Linked DNA regions of Homo sapiens: region 2 is linked to region 1. A link is a loop called in an ENCODE intact Hi-C map of the cell type or tissue named here. Cell type or tissue: CD14-positive monocyte. All regions are shown on one strand. Links, peaks and the distances in the headings refer to the core of each region. The heading gives the core; the rest is flanking DNA.

What was found. Hi-C counts contacts between places; a loop is a spot of excess contacts. Peaks named below come from ENCODE experiments on the same cell type or tissue, not always from the same donor. Only the 100,000 strongest peaks of a DNase experiment are listed, where the experiment ranks them.
Region 2: it touches region 1 in a loop (2.5-fold over the local background); 2 of 110 quality-filtered maps call a loop at or near these places.

What each region holds. Positions count from the first base shown.
Region 1 is chr5:140,522,635-140,529,189 of GRCh38, reverse strand. It overlaps ANKHD1-EIF4EBP3 (ANKHD1-EIF4EBP3 readthrough), which reads right to left. Exons shown (of 36, transcript NM_020690.6): 25 at 4,950-5,124; 26 at 2,747-3,194; 27 at 2,116-2,262; 28 at 1,168-1,317; 29 at 1-1,006. ANKHD1 (ankyrin repeat and KH domain containing 1) reads right to left here. Exons shown (of 34, transcript NM_017747.3): 25 at 4,950-5,124; 26 at 2,747-3,194; 27 at 2,116-2,262; 28 at 1,168-1,317; 29 at 1-1,006. It also overlaps the pseudogene LOC124901194. Among named protein-coding and RNA genes, the nearest start is that of EIF4EBP3, 22 kb to the left of the region's middle. In CD14-positive monocyte, for the core only: no CTCF peak of the experiment used is centred there; no DNase peak of the experiment used is centred there; H3K27ac peaks cover 1,195 bases.
Region 2 is chr5:140,462,445-140,468,999 of GRCh38, reverse strand. It overlaps ANKHD1-EIF4EBP3 (ANKHD1-EIF4EBP3 readthrough), which reads right to left. Exons shown (of 36, transcript NM_020690.6): 10 at 4,224-4,333. ANKHD1 (ankyrin repeat and KH domain containing 1) reads right to left here. Exons shown (of 34, transcript NM_017747.3): 10 at 4,224-4,333. Among named protein-coding and RNA genes, the nearest start is that of ANKHD1-EIF4EBP3, 64 kb to the right of the region's middle. In CD14-positive monocyte, for the core only: no CTCF peak of the experiment used is centred there; no DNase peak of the experiment used is centred there.

The DNA.
Region 1 (6,555 bases), core at 1,072-6,071:
TGCCTCCTCTTGTGTGTTACTGGAAGTAGGAGTGGGACTACTGGATGGGTGAGTTTCTGGAGCTCCCGGGGTGTTGCTGGCAGAGCTACTGCAACTGTTTGCAGTTGAAGATGGGGTACATAGGTTTGCCATGGGCTGGTCCTGTGTGGACACTTTCTCTTTGGTGGGTGGCACAGCAGAGAAAGACTCCATCTTTTGTGAAGAAAGCTGTGCTTGAGAAGTACTTGCAGGTAGAAATGTGGTGGGAGCTTGCCCGCTAGTGATAGGTGCAGAGGAGACAGAAGGCAGGGAACTACAAGTGCTTGTCACAGAAGAAATCACTGTTGCTGGAGGACTTGTCTTAGGCACACAGGCAAACAACTGCTTTCTGACTGATGAAGGAGTCCGGGTATTAGTGACACACAGTTGCTGACTGGCAGCAACTACAGAAGAGACAGTGATAGGACAACTGGCAGTAGCTAGTCCAGCAGACTCTGAGGGTAAAACAGTCCCGTTCTGGTTAGGTAGACGGCTTGTGTTATTATGCTTTGGAGAGCTATTTGTGTTGCCAGGATTCACAGGTCTCACTGGGAATGGTCCCCATGTGTTAGGAGAAGGTGAGAAGGTTCCTCCAAACTGGGCCATGGGTAAGCGAGGATGCCGAATCTGTTGCATAGTTTGAGCAGCCAGCAGGGCAAAATGAGGGTGAGGATAAGCTAAGGGTAGAGAAACTGGGAAAGAAGAACGTACATTTGTTGGAACATTCTTATTAAGTTTATTAGCGGGCTGGAACGTAGATAACGTTGTTGCCTGTGAAGTTACAAGAGTTGGAGCACCCAAAGGAAATGCATTTTTACTGGAAGCTGCTGTGGTACCTACTCCAGATGAGAAGTTAGCATGAATTGATTTGGTGCTGGCAGGTGTTCTGATATGATTTTTAGGAATCAAGTCTTCCAGTTCCTTAGCAGGATCTTGAATGAGTGCATTGATTAGTTGAACTGCATATCTTGTTGATTCTGTGCCACCCCTAAGGGAAAAAAAAAAACAGAAACAAGACCAAAAACATTAAAAAAAAAAAAAAAGGTAATCTTAACCATCAAATAAAGTTCTTAATTATACCATACCTGACAAAGGTATGCTTCTTATAATTTCTACTCAGAACTAGCAGTATACATTTTGCACAATTACCTTATTGTGATCATTCTCTCGCCATTCTTATCTTTTTGTTTATCCACATCAATATGGGCACCAGTAACATCCTGTATTGCAGTGATGTTGCATCCTCCTCTTCCCATTATCCTCGACACCACTGAGGCTGGAACAGACAATTTCTTTGACCTATAAAATGAAGAATACACATGAGCTTATGAAATTAAATGTCTCTTTATTAAGAAAGATGTCTTAGTAAGTATGTTCATGGACATTTTGGAGAATAACATTTCTTAAATGCTAAAGAGGAAATTATTAAAAGTTTTTATTTTAGAAATTGATCTCTTGTAATATTGAATTGAATTTAGTAAAGTTAAAAATTACATTGCTCTGCAGTTTCAGAGAACCTAATTTTAAAAATTACACTGCCATTGAAAACAAAAATTATATTTAAATCACTCACAATATAAGCATTCAAATCTGCCCAAAATATTACACATCAACTAAACTGCAATGACCCTGTTAAAATAATGAATACCATATTATTAAAATCCACACAGAATAACTATGCTAGCATATTCATTTTAAACCAGTATCAACAGCTCATACTTAGCAATAAAAAATAAAGCCTCAGGTCAATGATGAGCTGACATGTATTCTGAATCTAAAGTTGATTATTAGTACTTTAGTTCTAGAATTACTGAGACATGAGAAAGAAAAAAAGCAAGAGAAAGCCTTTACATTTGAACTACATAAAAAGCAACTGAGGTTATCCAAAAAAGCCAAAATTTCTTGTGTCATATAAAATATGCATGCAAAATTTACATACTGCTTCTAATTTTGCTTTAGCATATTCTGGATTTAGTGTGGCAATGCAGTTTAAAATAATAACCACATTCAAATTATTCATTAATTAACTAGGTAGCCATCTCACATGAGAAAGGGAAAATATATGAAAGCTAAAAAGATGGAACTAATTCTATTTACCTTCGTACAACTTCTTTCCACCCTTCTTCTCTTTTCTGACCCCTTTTAGGGCTAGTGAGATTCAGCTTTATGTTTGGAGAGCTTAATGGCAATGACACTGTCTTGTAGCTGGTTGACAAGGAATTAGGAGTCACTTCACCTTCAAGTCTAAGAAGAGACAAATAGCAAGTACAATAAAAGATAAGTTTTAAGATAGAAACTCAAGAGACTATTCCTTTATAGCCAGAGTTACGCTGAAATATTCGTATTAAACTTTGGCACATCAAATAATCAATGAGTCAGAAAAACAGAAATAGAGCAAAGAACCCATCATTTATTTTAGTATTAAAATGGATTCAGATGCCAAAAATTAGACTATAATCAATAAAAATGACATAGATAAAATCAAAGCATGCAAATATTTTCAACTTCAGACTATGAATCCTATAAAAATTTCTAATAATCTCATTTCCTAACTAGCAAATGATAAAGAGGACATGGGTGAATTTCAGTTTTGAATATTGAAGATAGATAATGTGGTAGACTTCAATTGTTTAACACAACTTGTACTTGGATTAATATACTTCAAATTCTTGTACCAGGCATGAAGAAGGAAAGGTGCAGGTAGAGTTAACAAATCAGAAAAATTTACCGTGTCTGAGTTTTGGAAGTAGCAGTACTTGTCTTTTCTTCTTGGGAATGAAGGAGCAGTGAGGGGTATTTAGAGGAATTCACATCCATCACAAAATTTAACTCTTGGCTTTTACCACCACTGCTACTCTCACTGTTGCAGTCTGTGCTGTCCAAGTTATCTGAATCACTATTCCCACCTGCACCACCACCTCTAGGTTCTCCATTTATTTTATTTTTATCTGCCTTTTGTTGGGCTAAAGACATATGTTGTTCTGGTAAAATTAAATGTGCTGTAGGAGGGGTTTCTTTTGTTTTGTTCTTCTTATTTTTCCGATTGGTGCTGGGAGTTGTCACCACATTGGCCCTTTTTTTCCCAAACACATTTGTGAATGTTGCAGATGTTGCAGAGATTCCAATCGTAGTGGTGGTGGTTGCACTAGGAGGTTCTATGGGAACTTCTTGCTCCACTGAAATTGTTAAAAAGAATAAAAATCATACTGAGTCACAGATCTCAAAACAAATTCTGACAGAATATATTTGATAATTCATAATAATTCAGTGTTTTACATCATATTTTCCTTTCACCAGTATTCACTAAGAAATAAAGAAATCTTTTTTTTTTTTTTTTAGATGGAGTCTTGCTCTGTCGCCTAGGCTGGAATGCAGTGGTGCGATATTGGCTCACTGCAACCTCTGCCTCCTGGGTAGCTGGGACTACAGGCATGTGCCACCATGCCCGGCTAATTTTTGTACTTTTAGTAGAGACAGGGTTTCACCATGTTGGCCAGGCTGATCTCAAACTCCTGACCTCAAGATCCACCCGCCTCGGCCTCCCAAAGTGCGGGATTACAGGTGTGAGCCACTGCGCCCAGCTGAAATAAAGAAATCTTTTACTGTGGCCAGGTGCAGTGGCTCATGCCTGTAATTTCAGCACTGTGGGAGGCCAAGGCAGGTGGATTGATTACTTGAGCTCAAGAGTTCAAGATCTCCTGGGCAACATGGCGAAATCTTGTCTCTACAAAAAATACAAAAATTAGCTGGGGATGGTGGTGCATACCTGTGGTCCCTGCTACTGGGGAGGCTGGGGTGGGCGGATCACCTGAACCTGGGGGGCAGAGGTTGCAGTGAGCCGAGATTGCACCACTGCACTCCAGCCTGGGTGGCAGAGGGAGACCTCATCTCAAAAAAACACACAAAAAAAATCTTTGCTCTTGTTAGCCTAATAAATATTTACTATTATTTGTTGTTAGAACAAATATAAAATATATTTTCTTGTCTAAGGTGGTATAGGACACACATACTAGCAACATTCTTAATATTCTTTTTTTTCTTTTTATTTTTTTTTTGAGACAGAGTTTTGCTCCTGTCACCCAGGCTGGAGTGCAATGGCGTGAACTCGGCTCACCACCTCCGCCTCCCAGGTTCAAGCAATTCTCCTGCCTCAGCCTCCTGAGTAGGTGGGATTATAGGCATGTGCCACCACGCCTGTAATCCCAGGCTAATTTTGTAATTTTTTTTTTTTTTTAAGTAGAGACGGGGTTTCACCATATTGGTCAGGCTGGTCTCAAACTCCTGACCTCGTGATCCGCTCTCGGCCTCCCAAAGTGCTGGGATTACAGGTGTGAGCCATTGCACCCGGCCCAATATTCTTAATATTCTTAATTCTAGTCTCATGAACCCAAACCACAATATAATTTGAATTTAGGACATTTTTCAAATAGTATTTTAGAATTAGAATCCAAGTAGAACAAAATTATTTGCCTACTACAAGCACTGCCAGACAGTACAATAAATAACTCTTTGAGAGTACTAAACCCATCTCTACTGACATTTCAGGCCTCTATATCCTTGAGCCTGAATCTCAGCTAAAAGTAAACTGAGAAATTTTACTTCTAATCAGGAGAGGAAGAGTTAGAGAAGAATCTCAAAAAAAGGTGGCAAACTTCTCACTGTATTGCTTTTAGTATATATGCAGTGTTTTACAAGGTGACTTAAATTACAACTGAATTTATTCAAATTATGCGCTTGTTTTCCCTCTTGTTTCTCTGCATTAATTTACAATGCAAAACACTTACAAATATTTACTATAAAAGTCATTGTCCATTTCAGATTAATAAAGTAATCAAATGTTTAACTAGAGTTAACTAGAGCAAAGAGCACTCAAAATGAAGTTGATAAACAAAGGAGAATTTTATCGTTAATTCAGATGGTTTGTTTCTCACCATCTTCATCATTCTCCTCTTCATCTTCATCCTCTGGTAGTTCCGAATTCTCCTTAGGTTTGTTTTCTTCATCTTCTTCCTGTTTCCTTTTCTGTTCCTCTTTTTTCTTTTTTCTCTTTTCTTTTCTTTTTTCTCTTTTAGCAGCAAGAGCCTGCTTTCTGCTCTCTTCTCTTGACTGGAAATAAAGCAGGTATATAATTTTACCAATAAGGCAGTAATGTAAAATAAAGAATGAAATGATATTTTTATGATACACAGGGATTTCCATGGATGTTACTCTCAAAACACATTTATAAATGCCAACAAGAAAAAATAAACTGGACACCATCAAAATTAAAAACTTTTATACTTCAAAGGAATCATCAAGAAAGTAAAAAATCAGCTGGGCGTGGTGGCTCACACCTATAATCCCAGCACTTTGAGAGGCCGAGGTCGGTGGATTACCTGAGGTCAGGAGTTCGAGACTAATGTAGCCAACATGGCGAAACCTCATCTCTACTAAAAATACAAAAATTAACTGGGTGTGGTGGCACGGACTTGCAGTCTCAGCTACTCGAGAGGCTGAGGCAGGACAATCACTTGAACCTGGGAGACAGAGGTTGCAATGAGCCGAGATCATGGCACCGCACTCCAGCCTGGGTGACAGAGTGAGACTGTCTCAAAAAAAAAAAAAAAGTAAACAGTCAACCTATAAAATGGGAAAAATATTTTTGCAAATCATACAACTGGTAAGGGACTTGTATCTATAATATATAAAAAAAAAATCTTACAACTCACGAATGAAAAGACAGTCCATTTAAAAAACAGATTATGAAAACATCAAGTTATATGCAGGCTGGGCATGGTGGCTCACGCCTGTAATACAAGCACTTTGGGAGACTGAGGAGGAAAGATTGCTTGAGCCCAGGAGTTTGAGACTAGCCTGGGCAATATAGCAAGATCCCATCTCTGTAAAAAAATAAGAAAATTAGCCAGGCATGGTGACCTATGCCTGTAGTCCCAGTTACTTGGGAGGCAGGAGGATTGCATGTGCCCAGGAGTTTGAGGCTCTAGTGAGCTATAATCATGTCACTGCACTCAGCCTTGGCAACAGAGTAAAACCCTGTCTCTTAAAAAAAAAAAAAAAAAAAAAGGAAAAAGAAAAAAATTAATTAAAAAAAAAAACCAAGTTATACATTTTAAATATACACAAATTTTTATTTGTCAAATATACCTCAATAAAGCTATTTTTTAAAAACAGAAAAAGGATCTGAATAGACATTTCTCCAAAGAAAATATACAAATGACCAATAAGCACAGAGAAAGATAGATGTTCAATATCATTAGCCATCAGGGAAAATCAAATCCAAGTCACAAGATATCCACTTCACACCCACTAGGATGGCTACAATCAGAAAGACAGATAATAATATTGGTGAGGATGTGGAGAAATTGAAACCTTCATACACTGCAGGTAGGAATGTAAAATGGTACAGCCACTTTGGAAAACAATCTGGCACTCCTTCAATCCTTCAAATAGTTAAACACAGAACTAGCATATGATTTAGTAATTCCATCCATAGGTACATGCTCCAGAGAAATAAAAACATTTTCATACAAAAACTGT
Region 2 (6,555 bases), core at 970-5,969, 60 kb after region 1:
AACAGTTTGACAATAGTTATCAAAATTTCAGATGTGGACCTCCCGAAACAATAAAATTTTAGTCAAATATTTCCCTATAACCAGCAATTTCACTTCCAGGAATTTATCCCTATTATATATATTCACAAAAGTAGCAAAGATACATAAATATGCCTAGCAATATTTACTGCAGCACCATTTGTAATATTTAAAAACTATTAACTCAGGTGTTTATGCGTAGATAAATGGTTAATAAATTATACAGAACACTGGGTACCTGTGAAAAAGAATGGGAAATCTACTGGAACACGGAAAGATGTTATATCACATATATTAAATGTACATATTTTGGGTATACAGAAATGTCTAGAGAGATACACAATATATTGTTTAAATTTTTTAAAAAATCTTATAAAAGAGGACTTGGGTCTATGTTTTCTATTTATAAGATTTAATACAGATAATAAACTGATCCATAAGATATTTTTCTTTCTATTAAGGGAGGTCCATATCAAATCTCATTTAAAAGGAAATAAGTTCCAGGAAGAAGAACTACAGAGTACTAATGTACCCATGTCTAAATTACCTAGTTTCCAATTGCTCAACTATTTTTGGAAAATGCCCAATATAGTTCACTCAGTCAGCAGAATACAGTCCAAAGAAAGCAACAAAGGTCAGAGGGCTTACTTTATGGTTACAGAGGTAAGTCAGTGATAAACTACGTTTTTGTTTTTTTGTTTTTTTTTGTTTTTTTTTTGAGACGGAGTCTTGCCCTGTCACCCAGGCTGGATTTTAGCACATACCTGTAATTCTAGCTACTCGGGAGGCTAAGGAAGGAGAATCATTTGAACCCAGGAGGAGAAGGTTGCAGTGAGCCGAGATCGTGCCACTGCATTCCACCCTGGGTAACAGAGCCAGACCCCACATCAAAAAAAAAAAAAAAAAAAAAAAAAAAAAAAAAAAAAAAAGAATTAGTACACTTAAACCTTAAACTGAGAACATATCTATGAGATGCCAGGAATGAAATACATCTCCACTGCATGCAATGGGGGATGGACAGTCCTCTATCTGCAAACTGCTGGAGGAAATTATTATAGCCCAAAACAGATATTAGAAGACAGCAGCAAAGAATGAAGGACAAGTAAGATGGTACTGCCTTGTAAGATAAAGTTGATAAGAATTACCAGTCACTTTTTCCCAGGACTCAGGGACTAATCTGCCTGCTTTACTCTGAGGTTTCCCTGTTTTTGACTAGAACTTTTTCTTTCCTCTGGCCTACAATAAAGCCTGAAATAAAATTTATTCATAGGTTTTATATTTTTTTCACTGTCACAAATTTTACTCACAAATATTCATAGGTTTTAAATATAAAAGTTATTATACTTTCCCATACTTTCCACATTTTCTTTTTCTCCTAAAAAATTATTTTAAGAGAAGGGTCTCACTATGTTGCCCAGGCTAGCATACAATGGCTGTTCACAGGCATGCTCATTGTGCACTGCAGCCTTTAACTCCTGGGCTCATGCAATCCTCACACCTCTGCCTCCTTGGTAGCTAGGACTACAAGCCCAGCATTTCCACATTTTATATGAAGAACAGTATTGCTTTTTATAATGAGGAAAAGAAATAATATTAAAATTAAGATATCAGTCCACAAATAGCAAAAGCATGGAAGAGGCTATACATTTTTAAAACTTAAAATCAATATATAAAATAATTCAAAATAAGAAAAGGTAAAAAGTTATACATATAGAGTTATTAAATCTAACAGTATTTGTAATAGTGAAAAATGAAAAGCAAAAGTTCCATAATTAATGAACGAGTATGGTTCATCAACTTGATGGAATATGATGCAAGAGTTATAGAGACTATATAGTAATATGGTAAAGATTATGATAGAACACAAGAACACATAGTGAAAAAATAGAAAACAACTGTATTATATATTGTGTCTATAATTTCATGTAAATATGAATGTAAAAATAGATTGCAAGATAAAAATGAATAATTATGTTAGAACAATGGCATTACTTCTGTATTGAATAATTAAGATATGTATTTATCTGAGCCTTTTTTTTTTTTCTCCCAGATGGAGTTTCACTCTTGTTGCCCAGGCTGGAGTGCAATGGCACTATCTCAGCTCACTGCAACCTCCGCCTCCTGAGTTCAAGTGATTCTCCCAAGTATCTGGGATTACAGGGGCCCGCCACCATGCCCGGCTAATTTTTTTGTATTTTTAGTACAAACAGGTTTCACCATGTTGGCCAGGCTGGTCTCGAATTCCTGACCTCAGGTGGTCCGTCCGCCTCGGTCTCCCAAAGTGCTGGGATTACATGCGTGAGCCACTGCGCCTGGCCTATCTGGGCCATTTTTAATCTTACATTTTGAAAGTAAGTAAATACGGTAAGTTCAAATAGCTCTATCTGTTCAATTAATGTAGTTCTTCTAAGGAACTAAATAATAAACACTCTATTTTAACTAATTCCAGAAGACAGTAAAAATAAAATATTTAAAAATGTAACAGATATTAACTTGGTCACAATCAGTATGGTTTTGTTATACATTAGAGTACATTTACCAGATAGCTCCTCTTTTATCCTATTTAATTTTTTTCTTTTTTTTTTTTTTGAGATGGCGTTTTTGCTCTTGTTGCCCAGGCTGGAGTGCAATGGCGCAATCTAGGCTCACTGCAACCTCCACCTCCTGGGTTCAACTGATTCTTCTGCCTCAGCCTCCCAAGTAGCTGGGATTACAGGCATGTGCCACCACACCCAGCTAACTTTTTGTATTTGGTAGAGACAGGGTTTCACCAAGTTAGTCCGGCTGGTCTTTAACACCTGACCTCAGGTGATCCACCCACCTCGGCATCCCAAAGTGCTGGGATTACAGGCATGAGCCACTGCACCCAGCCCTATTCAATTTTTTAGAAGAACTCCCAACAGGTTAAGACAGTGACTTTGTTGTAGAAAATACAATGAAGAGAGAATCCAGGTAAGAATTTAGAGGATAAGAGTATTAAATTTTGCTTATATTATCTAAGCTTTTAAGTTCTACTCTATTTCTTTATTTTGAATGACAAACTTCAATTCCTAATTTTTATAGACGACTCAAAGCAACTCTATAAAAGGAAAAAGATATAGAAAGAAGTCAAAAGACTAAGATGTACTTAACATATATTGCTGTCACAATTCTCAGACAAAAAAGCATACCTCCCAAAAATTATAACTGATAGGGAAGGTCCTAATTAATAAGAATGAATGATAGTGTTTTCATTACAATATTTTGTATTAGTAGAAATGATAATAAATAACAATCATACTACACATTTATTTTGGTTAATAATTATTTTCCAATAATGTTCTCAGGTATCTACTTGGATGATTTAAAAGGTAATACTTGCATAGTTTTTTCTAAATAAGCAAAACTAAGAAATCTAATTCTCTATAACATTTACAGCTATGTATGTCACACATAAGTTTTTAAGAAATGTATCAGAGAATTCTGGGAAAAACTCTAGGAAGCAGTTTAAAGCACTCTCACAAAATAAAAGCTAGGCAAAGCACACATTTCAGCAAGAGGCATGAACATTTAAATGGAATATTATTTTTATATAGATTATTACACATATGAACCTGCCACCTAATTTGAAATTTTGAAAAACCAAAACAGAAAACACAAAAAGAATAGAATTTGTAGGAATGTACTAGAAGGATGATTAACAATAGTAGCTTTGTTTTGAAATGTCTAATCAGAGAAACAACAGAAATCATTCAAAATGATGATGGATGTACTAATTACTCTGATTTGATAATTACACATTATATACATGTATTGAAATATCACTCTGTACCCCATTAATATGTTCAATTATCATGTGTCAATTAAAATAATAATAAATCACTCAAAGTGACTTGACTTGTTACTCTATTCTGTGAACACATCATTGAATTTATGATATATCTAACAGATGGCAGTTTAAAAAGCACAGGAATGTCAAATGGGGGTGGAGTGAAAGGAAGAAACAAACTAGTAGTTTTACCTAGGAAAAGAAACAGTATGCCCTGTTCAACACTAAGTATTTTCAAATACATTTAATACATACAACAACTAGAACAGGTAGCCAAGCTTTTTTAAGTTACTGTATACAAAGTACGCAAACCATTGATCTTTAGTGTTTTCTAAATGTTAAGTATAAATGGATATTAACATTAACGCAAAAATATTTGAAATTAAAAATATCTTACTAAATCAGCCCCTGCTTGAAGTAAAACATCTGCAACATCCGTATGTCCATTTTCACAAGCATAGGTTAAGGCTGTGTCTCCTGTTGCTGTTGTAGCATGCACATTAGCGCCTAGCAAACAAAAAAGCATACATTTACTTTGTGAACTGTAAAATTGTATTAGATAGTCCAATTTTGCAATCTGGTGAAACTGAAGAATTCAAAATGTGAAAATATCAAAATGCATTTTAAGTATACTAGTTTTCCTTTAAATATGCTTTATAAAAATAATTTGAGTCATACCAAAAAGAACTAAACCAAATGATTTTAAAACACAGTAATTTGCCCTTACATCAGTAGTAAGATATACCCTAAGGAATAAAAGAGCTGCAAAACCAAAAAATATTAAGCATTTTTCAGAAATCATATTGGTGGTACTTTTGGTTTGTATTCAGAGACAGTTCTATGGATATTGTGGTATAAATCAAATGAGCAATTATTTCGTGAGAACAGAAATTTTGGGCATGGTTAAGGGAAAACACAGATATAAGTTTTTTTTTTTTTTTTTGAGAGATAGTCTCACTCTGTCGCTCAGGCTGGAGTGCAGTGGCATGACTCAGCTGCAACCTCTGCCTCTTGGGTTCAGGCAAGTCTCCTGGCCCAGCCTCTCGAGTAGGTGGTATCACGGGCACATGCCACCACGCTTGGCTAATTTTTGTATTTTTAGTAGAGATAGGGTTTTACCATGTTGGCCAGGCTGGTCTTGAACTCCCAACCTTAGGTGAGATATAAGATTCTTGAACTTAAGTAAAAATCTTGTGGTTCTAGCCAGGCATGGTGGCTCAAACCTGTAACCCTTGCACTTTGGGAGGCTGAGGCTGAGGCGGGCAGATCACTTGAGCACAGGAGTTTGAGACCAGCCTGGGCAACGTGGTGAAACCCTGTCTCTACCAAAACAAACAAACAAACAAAAAAATTAGCCAGGCATGATGGCACATGCCTGTAGTCCCAGCTACTTGGGAGGCTGAGATGGGAGAATTGCTTGAGCCCAGTAGGCGGAGGTTACAGTGAGCCCAGATCATGCCACTCCACTCCAGTCTGGGCAACAGAGCAAGACTCTGTCTCAAAAACAAAACAAAACCAAAAAAAACCCTTGTGGTTCTGAATTGGAAGTACTGAGGTGGTCCCTTAGCATCCTTCGAAGGTGACCAATGAATTCCTGATATATTTGATCTATAAGAAAAATATATATTCCCCAGCCCTGACCAACTAAAGCCTAGAGACAATGGTAGTAGACTAAATAAGCATAAATAGCATCTCTAGCTTAGATTGTGGTCTCTAAGTACCATTTACTAAATAATGAAATTAGGGCTTCTTAGAAAAATGACTGATCCCAAGGCTGGAGCAGGAACTGTACAAGATGAGCCTGGAACACTTTGCCATATGAGAAAGCAAGGAAACTATCAGAGACTACAATGAGGTCATGTCAAAAGGATTTAGGAGCTAACCTTACTGACCAAAGATATTCAAACTGTCCCATCTTCTGACAATTTTTACATCACAAAGAATGACCGTGATGAAGTAAAGGCCATCTTATATATTTAAATCTGAAAGTTCAAAATGATGTTCAAATAAAAAACAAAAAAACAGGGCCAGGCACAGTGGCTCATGCCTGTAATCTCCGCGCTTTGGGAGAACAAAGTGAGAGGACTGCTTGAGGCCAAGACTTTGAGATCAGCCTAAGCAACAAGCAAGACCCCACCTCTACAAAAAATAAAAAAAAAAATTAGCGGGGCATAGTGGTGTATGCCTGTAGTCCCAGCTACTTGGAAGGCTGAGGCAAGAGGATCCCTTGAGCCCAGGAGTTCAAAGTTGCAGTGAGCCACAATCACACCACTACATTCCAGCCAGGGTAACAGAGTGAGACCCTGTCTCAAAACAAAACCAAACAAAAAAACACTTCACTGATCACCTTTGAAGGATGCTAAGGGACTACCTCATCACTTTGGAAACTGGCAGATAAAGGGGGAAAAAAAGACAAACATTTTTCTTGCCATTCTTTTTTTTTTTTTTTGAGATGGAGTCTCGCTCTGTCACCCAGGCTGGAGTGCAGTGGCACCATCTCGGCTCACTGCAAGCTCTGCCTCTCGGGTTCACGCCATTCTCCTGCCTCAGCCTCCTGAGTAGCCGGGACTATAGGCGTCCACCACCACGCCTGGCTAATTTTTTGTATTTTTTAGTAGAGATGGGGTTTCACGGTGTTAGCCAGGATGGTCTTGATCTCCTGACCTTGTGATCCGCCCACCTCGGCATCCCAAAGTGCTGGGATTACAGCCACCACGCCTGGCCTTTCT